Linked DNA regions of Homo sapiens: region 2 is linked to region 1. The links are chromatin loops, found by intact Hi-C in ENCODE. Cell type or tissue: ovary. All regions are shown on one strand. Each heading gives the region's core, and the rest is flanking DNA. Links, peaks and the distances in the headings are about the cores only.

Region 1 (5,360 bases), core at 203-5,202:
GCTCACGAGTACCCCGCCCAGTACCCCCGAAACTCCCCTCCCCCCGGGACCGAACCCCAGGCCAGCTGGCTCCCCGGGACTGGGCTGGGCTGGTGGGCTGGGGGCTGGGCAGGTTGGGGGGCGCCTCGGTGCTGAGCTCGGCCGGATCAGCAGAGCTCCCGGGGCTGGGGCGCGGGCGGCGGCGGCGGCGGGCGGCGAGCGGGCGGCGGCGGCGGCGGCGGCGCTCCTCACTGTCGGTAGGTAGAGCTCGCGCTCTCTCACTTAGCTCTTTCCTCTAACAGCCCAGGCGAATTCCTCAGACTCCCGGCGGTGGCGGCGCTTACACGCGATTCGCGTTCATCAATCCACGACATGAAGACAGGCGAGAGAGAGAGAGAGAGAGAGAGAGAGAGAGAGAGAGAGAGAGAGAGAGAGAGAGAGATGGCGGGGGTTGAGGGGTACAGGGCTGGGGGGACCTGGAGGAAGGGGAGGGGAGGAGAGGGGGAGGGATGGGGGTGTGTGGTGTGTGTAGGGGGGTGGTGAGCCAGCCCCAGCTAATGGCTGGGGCCAGTTTTCCAGGGTACGAATTTAGATGTGAAGGTGCCTCTCGCCCCCAGCCTCGCTTCTCTTTTCCTTCTTCTCAGAGAGAGAGAGATACCTGAGCCAGCAGGTCAACCCAGGTTACCTCAACAGGTATAAGACCTCCAAGGGGATGAATACCTGCAAGCCAGAGCAGGGCCCCTAACCCAAAAGATGGGCTTCCTAGGGGGTCCCTAAGTCTGGAGACTTTGAGGAGGAACAAGCACACCATACTCCCAAATACTTCAGGCATCAGACCCTCCATCCCCTGGCCCCTCCCCAGGGTCCGAAGCTGTTCTGTCTTCTTCCTTAGATCCAGGAGACTCTCTTGCTACCTGCTATGGGTAGAGGAGAGGGTCAGAGGAGGTGGGGCTGGGGAAAACTCCATATACCCAGTCAGGGCCACACTGCCCCTTCAGACACGAGCCCCTGCATGGAGCAGGAAACCCAGGCAATGGCCACAAGCTTGGCTAGGGGCTCTGAGAGCAAAGCTGCTTATGGAGACTAAAAGGAAAGGGCAGCTGTGTGTCCCTGGTTTCTAGCTGGGCTGATTCAGGACATTTCTTCTTAGGAGACTATTTGCATCTGAGTTGGAGGGGACTGGAGCAGGCCTCTTACTTGTCCCCACATACCCCCATGCCATAGGAAATGCCAGCTCAGCCTGGTGGGGCCCCTGGCTTCACTGCAGCTCCCTCTTCCCCAGGCAGGCTGCCCAGGCCAGGATGTGGATGGGAACTATCAACAGACACTCTTTAAATATTTATCCACACTTTCTCTGGAGGGTTCCCCCATCCCCAAGACTGAATACGTTCAAGTTAATTCTAATGGATTAAAGAACCTTAGTCCATCAGCACCCTTCTCTGGCCATAAGTGTGTACAGTGATTTGGGCTTAACACAGACAGAGAGAAAAAGGGAGAAGGTGAGAATACATGCATGCTGTGTGCATATGAATGAAAAAGATGAGTAAGAATTATTTTTCCAGTCCTCTCCCTCACCAGGGTGTGAGGCTGTTACACCCAGGAAATCCTAGAGCACACTCAGGACACACACACACTGTACGTGCTACTTTTCACCCTGAGACACATCAAGTCCATGCTCAGTGTAAACTAGCACACACATGCCTGGAAGCATCCCTGCCACCTCACAGACACTGTACGCACATGTGCACACCCAGGCACACATGCATACATGCCTGACAAACACAGATGCATCTTTAGGTCTTTGCATTATGAAAGCAAAATGCTACCTGTTTTTCTTCCACATCCTGGGGGTTTCAGGGTTGGATGAGGAAGGAGGTGGTTAGGCAACCAGACCTTTTCCTTCCCCATCCGGAGCCCAGCTCTGGAGATGGAAGAAGGAATGGCGGTTCAGGGCAGGATGGTTTAGAGAGAATGAACACCTCCTCCCACCCAACCCAGTCCCCCTATTATCTAAGTAATTGCTGGGGAAATGGCCACTCTCTGTCAAATTCCCAAAGGAGATTCACTGGTGCAGGCAGCAAGAGCTCCCTCCAGGATCCCCTGCATTTGGGGAATCCCACCCCCATCTCAGGAGCTGCCCAAACTCTTAGACACCCAGAACTCTGGCATTGGAGCAGCACGAGGGAAGGGTCAGAAGAGGGCTGTGCCAGGGCTGCAGGCCTCCCTAGGGTCCAGAACAGTAGGGGTCAGGACAGGGCGTCTCTACCCGTACCACAGCTCGCTTCAGCCTTGGCTCCAGCCCTGCCTTTTCTGAGCCTGCTCTTCGGGTGCTGCGATGAACAGAGTGGACTCTGGGCTCCCAGCATCTGGGTCACTGGAGACTGTCATAAATACTTTCTCTTCCCAGCCTGGAAAAAGGAGGCCCAGAGGGCTGGATCCGCTCTGGGGCCTGCGCCTTATCATTTAGGGGGTGGGGTGGGGGGATATTTCGACATTTTATGGTCCAGCGAAAACCCTGCCAGAGAGCTATTCTTCCGGGGCTTTGTGTCTTGGAATGCGACTGTCCCGAGTGTGCCGCCACCGCCGCCTGCCCGGAGAGCCCACCAGTCCCGCAACCCCTGGCCGGACTTGGTTTCCCCTTTTGGGGATCCCTCACCGTTCTTTCATTTGTTTGTTTGCTTTCTTTTACACGTTATCTGGTTTATTTCGCTCCCCGAGCCTGGAAATAAAGGAACCGAAAGCAGCCATCCTCGCCGAGGCCGTCTCTGTCCCTCTCCCCGAGGCCTGCACCGCCCTCATAGGTACCACGGATTTATGTTCGTTTGTCCGGGTCATTCTGCCTTTTTGTGTTAATTACGCGCTGCCTGCTTTGCACTTATCTCCTCCACAAAGCGATTATTTTTAATGCCTGCCCTCCTGAGCCTTCCGAGCCCGCTGCCAGATCGAGGGCCCATCTCCCGCTGCCACTCGCGAATTATTTACACCTCGCAGGTGAGAGGATTGATTTGCTCAGAGCCAGTGGGGCCGGGCCGGCCGAGGCGCGGGGCCTTCTTGCAGCGGCTGCGGGCCGGGCCTCAAATGTCAGTGCGGCCAGGGCGGCCCGGGGCACCGCCGCCTCTAACATTGAGCAACAGCGCCACCTCGCGTCCATTTGGTCCAATGCAGTCCGGCTGGGAAAAAGCTAACAAGAGGTCCCAGGCTTGCCCCAAAGGTGGGAAGTGGGAGGAAGGAACCTCCAGATGGGTGCTCAAGAGAGAGATTCCCTGGGAGTTGCCCCAGGACTGCTGTTCTTTTGTTTTCTAAGTTCTTGAAATAAAACCTTGTGAAAGGTTCCACACTGTTTTCTCTTTTTGTTACCCTCCCTTCTCCAATTAAGAGACTCTAAGCAAAGCAACTGCCGCGATCTCCCCCCATTCAGGCGCATTTCTGGGCTTGGAACATCTCCGCGAACGCGGATGCACGCTCCGAGGCTCCCACGACGGCTTGCCCGCGGCGCGCACCCTAAAGTCCTCCCTCCTCTTACCCTGATGCTGGCCCCGCACCGACTATTCCGCCGCCGCCTGCAGGACTTTGGGGTGGGACTCGGACTTCTCCAGGCTGTTTGACCCCTGGTTTGTAGCCCATCCCTCTCGCGCGCGCGCTCTCCACCTCTCCCTCTCAGCCAGTGAGGTCCTGTTCTCCGTGGGCCATAGACAAAACATTCCTATAATCCGATTTCAAAGGAAAGTGTCCACCTTATTTAAACCATAAAACAATTAAGCCCAGACGTCTAGCCAGCTCCGCGCTGCTGTTTTGTTCGGCCCCATTGAGAACCCAGAACAGGGAGACAAACAGCGCCATAAAAGTGGCATTTCGGGGCTGCGGAAATGTACCTATCCGCTGCCTTCTCAAGTGGAACAATCTTTAGGGTTTTGTGATTCTGACAAAGGAGCAGAGGAGAGGTGGGAGGGGAAGATTAGGGGAAGAGGGCGTTTGCTAGCCCCTCTCTACCCCCAGCTTTCATTTCTTTCCCCAGATGCGTGTTGTGTTGTTAATTCGTAAATGATAGCGAATAAAAAATGATTCCAATCCTGACCTGCAGGCTGGGCTGGGATTGAACAGTGGGCCGGGCCGGGTGGGCCTGTTCTGCATCCCATGCTTTCCTCAGGGTCCTCCAAGCCCGCGGCCCTCCTTCCTGCCCGCAGTAAGGCCGCTCAGGCCGGCTGCAGGAAGCAGGCCGCGCTGATGGACGCTGAGGGGAGGCGACAGGGCCTGGGAGCAGGGGCGGGGTGGAAGCCCGGAAACGCCGCTCTCGGTCTGGGAGAGAAGCCCGCATCCCAGCGCTCCCGACCAGGGGAGAGAGGGGTGTCTTGGCCTCCACTGGGTGGGGAACAGGAGTCAGAGTTCCAGAACAGCAAAATGGCCAAAGAGAGGTGTGAGGAAGGAGAAAAACTATAGGCAAAACACCTTTCAAATGGACCAAGAAAACAATGCTTCTGGAATTGGGGAGGCGGTCTCCTAAGCTCGAAAGAGGAGCTGGTGCTTCAGCGACTGCGAAGTCCCTTGTTGCGACTTGATTGCCCCCCAGTATTATCGAAACAAAATTTTCACCCCTTCCTACCCTCCTCCAGCCACCGACATTGGAGTTTTAATAGAAGGAGAGAGTAGGAGATTCAAATGATGGGGAAGGGGCTGGTCCCTACAAGTGTCTCACCATCCTGTAAGGTGATGCTACGGGGAGCAGCACATGGGCTGGGTCTCTATTTTTTTTCACGGAGTATCTCCCCAAATATTCAGAGCGACACCCTGCACCTTTGGCAGAATGGGCAGCTTGAGATATTAAATGACTATATTTCAAGCAGTCTGATTTTAACAGTTTCCAGATTGGGGGATTTCCGAGAAAGGGGGCGCTGGGCCGAGGCATACCCGGCAGCTTGTGTCTGCTTCTGATTAGCAGATTAAAACTGCTGGTTCTAGGAAGGCGCCCTGGGGTGCAGTACAGCCGATCAGCCCCACCGGACTGTTACACACACATCCCCACATCTTTGCGCTTGGGGTCCCACGGCCACCAGGGAGCACCCCACTCCTGGCTAATCTCTGGCCAGCTTCCTTGGGCCTTGGGCACACCATCCCCCAGAAATGCTGCAGCTGCACAGCGTGACCCAGTCACCCCCAGACAAACATTCAAACTAAACACCAGAGTAGGGGAGACAGAGATTGGGAAGAAAAGAACTAGGAGAAGGGGATCGAGGAGCTGAGACTGCATTGAGAAGTAGAAACTACATCTAATTCTGATTGTATTGGCTTTGCCATCTTTCTCCTTCCCTCCTTCCTTTCCTTTCTTCCTTCTTTTCTTTCCTCTCTCCTTCCATGTCCCATCTCTTCTCTCTCACTGTGTTTTT
Region 2 (5,328 bases), core at 329-5,328, 360 kb before region 1:
ATTCCTTTTCCCTCATGGCTGGTGACCATCCTCAGTCATACTTGCAGCCAAGAAATTGGAAAGCAGGAATATTGAGACAGGAAGATATGATGAGCCACCCCCATCCTGGGATTACCACATCGGATGTCAATCATGGCCAATTCCAGAGAGACCTAACATCTCCATCCTTATACTTGCCTGTCCTTCCTGCCCCACCCTAAGAAGAATGAGAAACAAACATCTGTACTACCAGCTTGGAAACCAGGACCCCATTCTCAATACACACACACACACACACACACACACACACACACACACACACAGAACCCCCTCAGGGATGCACAGTCAGAGTGAGTGGGCAGGCGGGCAGGTGGGGGAACTGAGTTCTGTTTTTTGTTTGTTTGTTTTTTGAGACAGAGTCTCACTCTGTCGCCCAGGCTAGAGTGCAGTGGCACAATCTCAGCTCACTGCAACCTCCACCTCCCAGGTTCAAGCGATTCTCCTGCCTCAGCCTCCTGAGTAGCTGGGATTACAGGCACCTGCCACCACACCCGGGTAATTTTTGTATTTTTAGTATAGAAAGGGTTTCACCATGTTGCCCAAGCTGGTCTCAAACTCCTGACCTCAAGTGATCTGCCCACCTCAGCCTCCCAAAATGCTGGGATCACAGGCATGAGCCACCGTCCCCGGCCACGGGAAGCTGAGTTCTAATTGTACTTTGGCTGCTTCTTAGCCTGATCATCTTAGTTTGTTAACATCTCTGTAAGATGGAGAGGAAGAGGATGATGATGATGATGGTGATAGCTAACATTTCTTGAATAGCACTTTACACATATTACCTCATTTAATTCCTACAGTATCTCTGAGGATATAGGCAGGATAACTATACCTGCCGTGCTTTATAAACCATGAAGTCCTGTCCAGACTGAGATGTGGATGTGCTGTCTGGATTGGGATGGAGGTGAAGAATGTCAGAAAAAAGTAAGAGAAATAAGGGGAAGGACATAGGATGAACAAGCAAATGGGTACCTGGAGGGGTGAGGAGTTCCCCTCCCACAAGCTCCCCACCCCCACTGCCAGCCTCGCCATGACCCGGAAACTGGATCAGCTGCTGGAGCAAGAATGGGAGCGCTAGAGTTTCCCCTGTACAGAGGCCAGAACCCAGCACTGAGGCCTAGGGCCTGTGCATCTTTAATCAAGCCATGAATTATAGAGCAGCCTACATCCCTGTTTCTTCCCTCTCCGGTTCTGATGTTTCTATTTCCCTTTTGCCATGCCTGTGTTTATCTCTCCAGACCTTTCCTCACCCTGCCTCTGCCCCTTCCTAGGGCTCTTTCGTGTACTTCCTGGGGGCTGGGCAAGACTCCAGGAAGGGGCTGTCCTGGCAGGAAGCCCAGACTGGCTGGCAGGCCACTGAGGGGTATATCCTTGTTGCATGCCTCTCCCCCTGGCTGGGCTGGCTGCCAGCTTCACCCTGAAGGTAGGCTGGTGAGGCTGGACCCCTTGGCCATTCCCAGCTAATGGAGAATGAGCCAAGCATTGGAGTTTCACACCCAGCCTGCGGCAGCTGGACCACATCTGGCTCTGGACCAGGGCATGAGAGCATGCATGTTGTAACAGGGTGGGGACTCCTGGTCCCTTGCCCTCCAGGAAATGGGGGGGGTCTCTTCCACATGAAGAGTCTTCTCCAAGAGCCATCTAGGGTGATCCCCATGTTTCTCCCCCAACAACAGTTTCCATGGAGAATGGACTGGGGCCAGCCCCAGGATCCCCAGAGAAACAGCCTGGCTCCCCATCCCCTCCCAGCATTCCGGAGACTGGTCAGGGTGTAACCAAGGGTGAAGGGGGGACTCCAGCCCCGGCTTCCTTGCCTGGGGGTAGCAAGGAAGAGGAGGAGAAAGCCAAGCGGCTGCTCTACTGTGCTCTGTGCAAGGTGGCTGTGAACTCCCTGTCCCAGCTTGAGGCACATAACAAAGGTATGGACTCCCCTGCCCCCACCCAGACTCTCCTGTCCTCAGGCCACCCCTGCCTCTACATCCTAATGCCCCTGGCTTCCAACATCCCTAGACCATCTAAGACCTATCAGCCTATCTGCCTGTCTCCTTCTCCAGCCATCTCCCCTGTTCCTTAGCCCTTTACTTCCTCAGCTCCTCCCTCCATCTTACTCCTTTACCTATGACTCTCTCCTGATCCACCTCTTTGGGAGGGTCCCAAGGAGCTTAGTTAGAAAGAACCCACACTGTGCCCACCCTCTTCCCCCTCATATTGTACCTGGGAATGTGCATTCTGAGGCCCAGTAGGCCTGGATAATTTTTCTTCCACCCCTTACCTCCTGCCCTCTCTGGGCTCCAGGTACTAAGCACAAGACAATTCTGGAGGCCCGAAGTGGGCTCGGGCCCATCAAAGCTTACCCTCGGCTGGGGCCTCCCACCCCGGGGGAACCAGAGGCTCCTGCCCAGGACCGAACTTTCCACTGTGAGATCTGCAATGTCAAGGTCAACTCGGAGGTCCAACTGAAACAGGTGGGTCTAAGGCCCTTCCCAGGAATTCTGGGACGCTCCACCCGCTAAGTGGGGAAGGGGAGCAAGGAGCTTGAGTAAAGGCCCTTCTTCAGAGTTTTCCCCAGGGGGCCAGATGGGAGGGGGCCGGTGCTTGGAGCTTGATTATACTCCCTCGCTGTTGCCCCTTTCCGGGAGCTCACAGCCCCCTATCCACTGGCCCCCGCAGCACATCTCCAGCCGGCGGCACCGAGACGGCGTGGCCGGGAAGCCCAACCCACTACTGAGCCGTCACAAGAAGTCTAGGGGCGCCGGGGAGCTGGCGGTGAGGCCTGGATGCTGGGAATTCAGCAGTGGGAGGGCGCGGGCGGGGAGGAGAGAGGGACGCGGGCTTTGCCCAGGGAGAGGTGGGGTTTGCAGGACCGCCGGGTGACTTCTCTTCCTCCGCCTTTCGCCCGCTTCAGGGCACGCTGACTTTCTCCAAGGAGCTGCCCAAGTCCCTGGCGGGCGGCCTGCTCCCCAGCCCCCTGGCGGTGGCTGCAGTGATGGCAGCGGCAGCAGGCTCGCCGCTGTCCCTGCGCCCGGCTCCAGCCGCACCTCTTCTCCAGGGACCGCCGATCACTCACCCTCTGCTTCACCCGGCCCCCGGACCCATCCGAACTGCGCACGGACCCATCCTCTTCTCCCCGTACTGACCTCAACCCTGAACCCCTCCCATTCAACTCCCCACCTCCAGCCGGGACCCAGGCGTCCGGGCTCCCAGCCCGCCCCTCCTCCCGGCACTCCCTAAATGATCTCTCCTTCCCCCCCCCCACCCCGAGATACGGGGTTCCAGGAAAGGGGAGGGGTAGCGGGGGAGGGGGGCTTCAGAAGGGGGGGAACACCCCAGATCTCAGGGAACCCCGCCCCCTGCCTTTCCCTCTCCCCTAGAAAAGGGGGGGCCGTCTCACCCCCGAGCCCCCTTGGAGACACCCCCCCTCCCAAAAGCCATGTCCATCCAGCCCTTCCCCCCAAACCTAGCACAAAACGGGGTTCACAAGCCATGGTCGGGGTCCGGGGGGGACAGAAATGGATTTTCTTGGCAATAAGCGGACTCTGGGACTCCGGCTCCCTACCCCAAACTGAAGCGCTTCCGTGAACACCCCCGTCCTCCGTAGGGGGAGGGGAGCAGGCGGGATCCTGGGTCCCTCATAAGCACTTTGGTTTTACCGCCTGCAACCTCACTGTGCCCGCCCCGCACCATGCCCTAGCCCCAGGTCTAGCCGGGCCCATTGCAGGGGGCAGCACTTGGGGGCATCTCCGGCACTTGGGTGGGACCAAGGAGATGCCACCATAGACCTTTCCCTCGCCTTCTTCCTCCCTAGTCCGGGTTCCATTCTTTTCACCAGCACCCATCGCCCAAGGGGTACCGAGGGGGGCAAGGGGTGTCCAGTCCAAGCCCACCCCCGCCTCGCCTTCCGCAAAACTGTGAGCAAAAAGCAATAGAAGCCTCGCCCCCGCCCTTCCCCTTCGCAGGATTCGCCGAGTCTGTAGCCTCCCCGATCCAAGTTCCTAGACCTCATGGCTGTCCCCTCCCACCAGTCACCTCCACTGCACAACTCGGGCGGGGGTGTGACACCTCTCCCCCACCCCCGACTCCGTGGTTTCCGTATCGTCAACCCTTCAGCCGCCGACCCGGGAGGGGTCTGGCCTACACTGGTCTTCCCCTTCCCATCAACTCTTTCTGCTTGACAATGTAGCAACCCAGGCCCCCCACCCACGGTCCTCCCCTTTTTCCTCTCCCTGACAATAAAGTCTGAATTTGTTCTGCCCTCCGCCCCTAGACTCAGACTCTGTCTTTGCCCGCTGTTTTGGGAGCAATTCTGTCGTTAAATGTATCTGTATGGGACCGGCACAGAAAGAGGAAAGGGAGCGAGAAGGAGGAGGGAAACGGAAATCGGGGGTGGGGGAGGCAAAATATGAGGCTTGTGCAGAGTGAGCAGAGGCTCCCCATCCCACCCACGCCCACTCTCGTCCAGCTCGTGTAAACTTGGCCTGGGGGATCATTTCTAGTCCAAGTCTGGGACTGCAGCTGCAGCTGTTGAGAATTTGCCACAACTCCACAAGGCGGCGCCAACGACCCGGAAAAGGAGTCTAAGCCCGAGGCTAAGCCGCTCCTGTAATGTGTTTCGAGATTCCACGCAGATGGGTCTAGACTCAGTCTCAGACAAAGAAAAGAATCCAGGCTTTTGTGTGTCTGGTGGGAAACCCACGCCAGCGAGACTCAAGGCACAGGAAGAAACGGGGGGCAGAGACTGGGGATCTGAGCTCTAGGCTCTGGCCCCACATAAATAGTGACCTTGAGTCAGTCCTTGCCCTCTCTGGACCTCAGTGTCACAGTCTTCAAAATAAGGAGACTTGAGTCTTTCAAAGGTTCATTAAGATCTCATGTATCCAAGACTGAAGAACTGAGACTGTGCCATTTACAGATATACTGGAATACCTTCTCAACTGGCCCCTAAATGGTCTGTGGAACAGGGAAACACTGTTCAGCTGTCTCTCACATGGTATGTGAGGAAAATGGTTTCTCCGTTATCTCCAAAATGTGGTTCAACCATACACTCCCAAGAGCAGCCAGTAATCCTGACCCCCTCTATCCCTACTGAGAGGCAGGAAGTTCAAACAAAAAAGCCCAAACCAAAACCCAGAATCTATGTGAGTTCCTCCCGACTTTCATCTCTGCTCACTTCCCCCACTCTACCCACTTCCCAGTCTTGCAGAAGAAAGGAGGAGGGAAGTTGGGATGATGTCTGTTAAACAGGAAAGAGAGGGGAATGGGGGACTCCTGGGTTTGTCAACTGTGAGGCTGAAA

The links. Peaks named below come from ENCODE experiments on the same cell type or tissue, not always from the same donor. Only the 100,000 strongest peaks of a DNase experiment are listed, where the experiment ranks them.
Region 2: a loop joins it to region 1, with 3 times the contacts of the local background. A loop is called at or near these places in 32 of 110 quality-filtered maps.

What each region holds. Positions count from the first base shown.
Region 1 is chr12:54,003,888-54,009,247 of GRCh38, reverse strand. It overlaps HOXC8 (homeobox C8), which reads right to left and starts at 263. Exons shown (of 2, transcript NM_022658.4): 1 at 1-263. RefSeq lists an enhancer at 2,777-2,856 and a silencer at 3,087-3,156. In ovary, for the core only: a CTCF peak has its summit at 3,120 (motif pointing left); a DNase peak (open chromatin) is centred at 3,107; H3K4me3 peaks cover 866 bases; H3K27ac peaks cover 876 bases.
Region 2 is chr12:54,368,100-54,373,427 of GRCh38, reverse strand. It overlaps ZNF385A (zinc finger protein 385A), which reads left to right. Exons shown (of 7, transcript NM_015481.3): 4 at 1,713-1,955; 5 at 2,332-2,501; 6 at 2,707-2,802; 7 at 2,942-4,292. The coding sequence ends at 3,172. All of the region lies in intron 1 of GPR84-AS1 (GPR84, ZNF385A, ITGA5 and GTSF1 antisense RNA 1), which reads right to left. Among named protein-coding and RNA genes, the nearest start is that of GPR84, 6.3 kb to the right of the region's middle. In ovary, for the core only: CTCF peaks have their summits at 2,997 (motif pointing left) and 4,574 (motif pointing right); DNase peaks (open chromatin) are centred at 1,107, 2,917, 3,976, 4,587 and 2 weaker places; H3K4me3 peaks cover 1,929 bases; H3K27ac peaks cover 1,927 bases.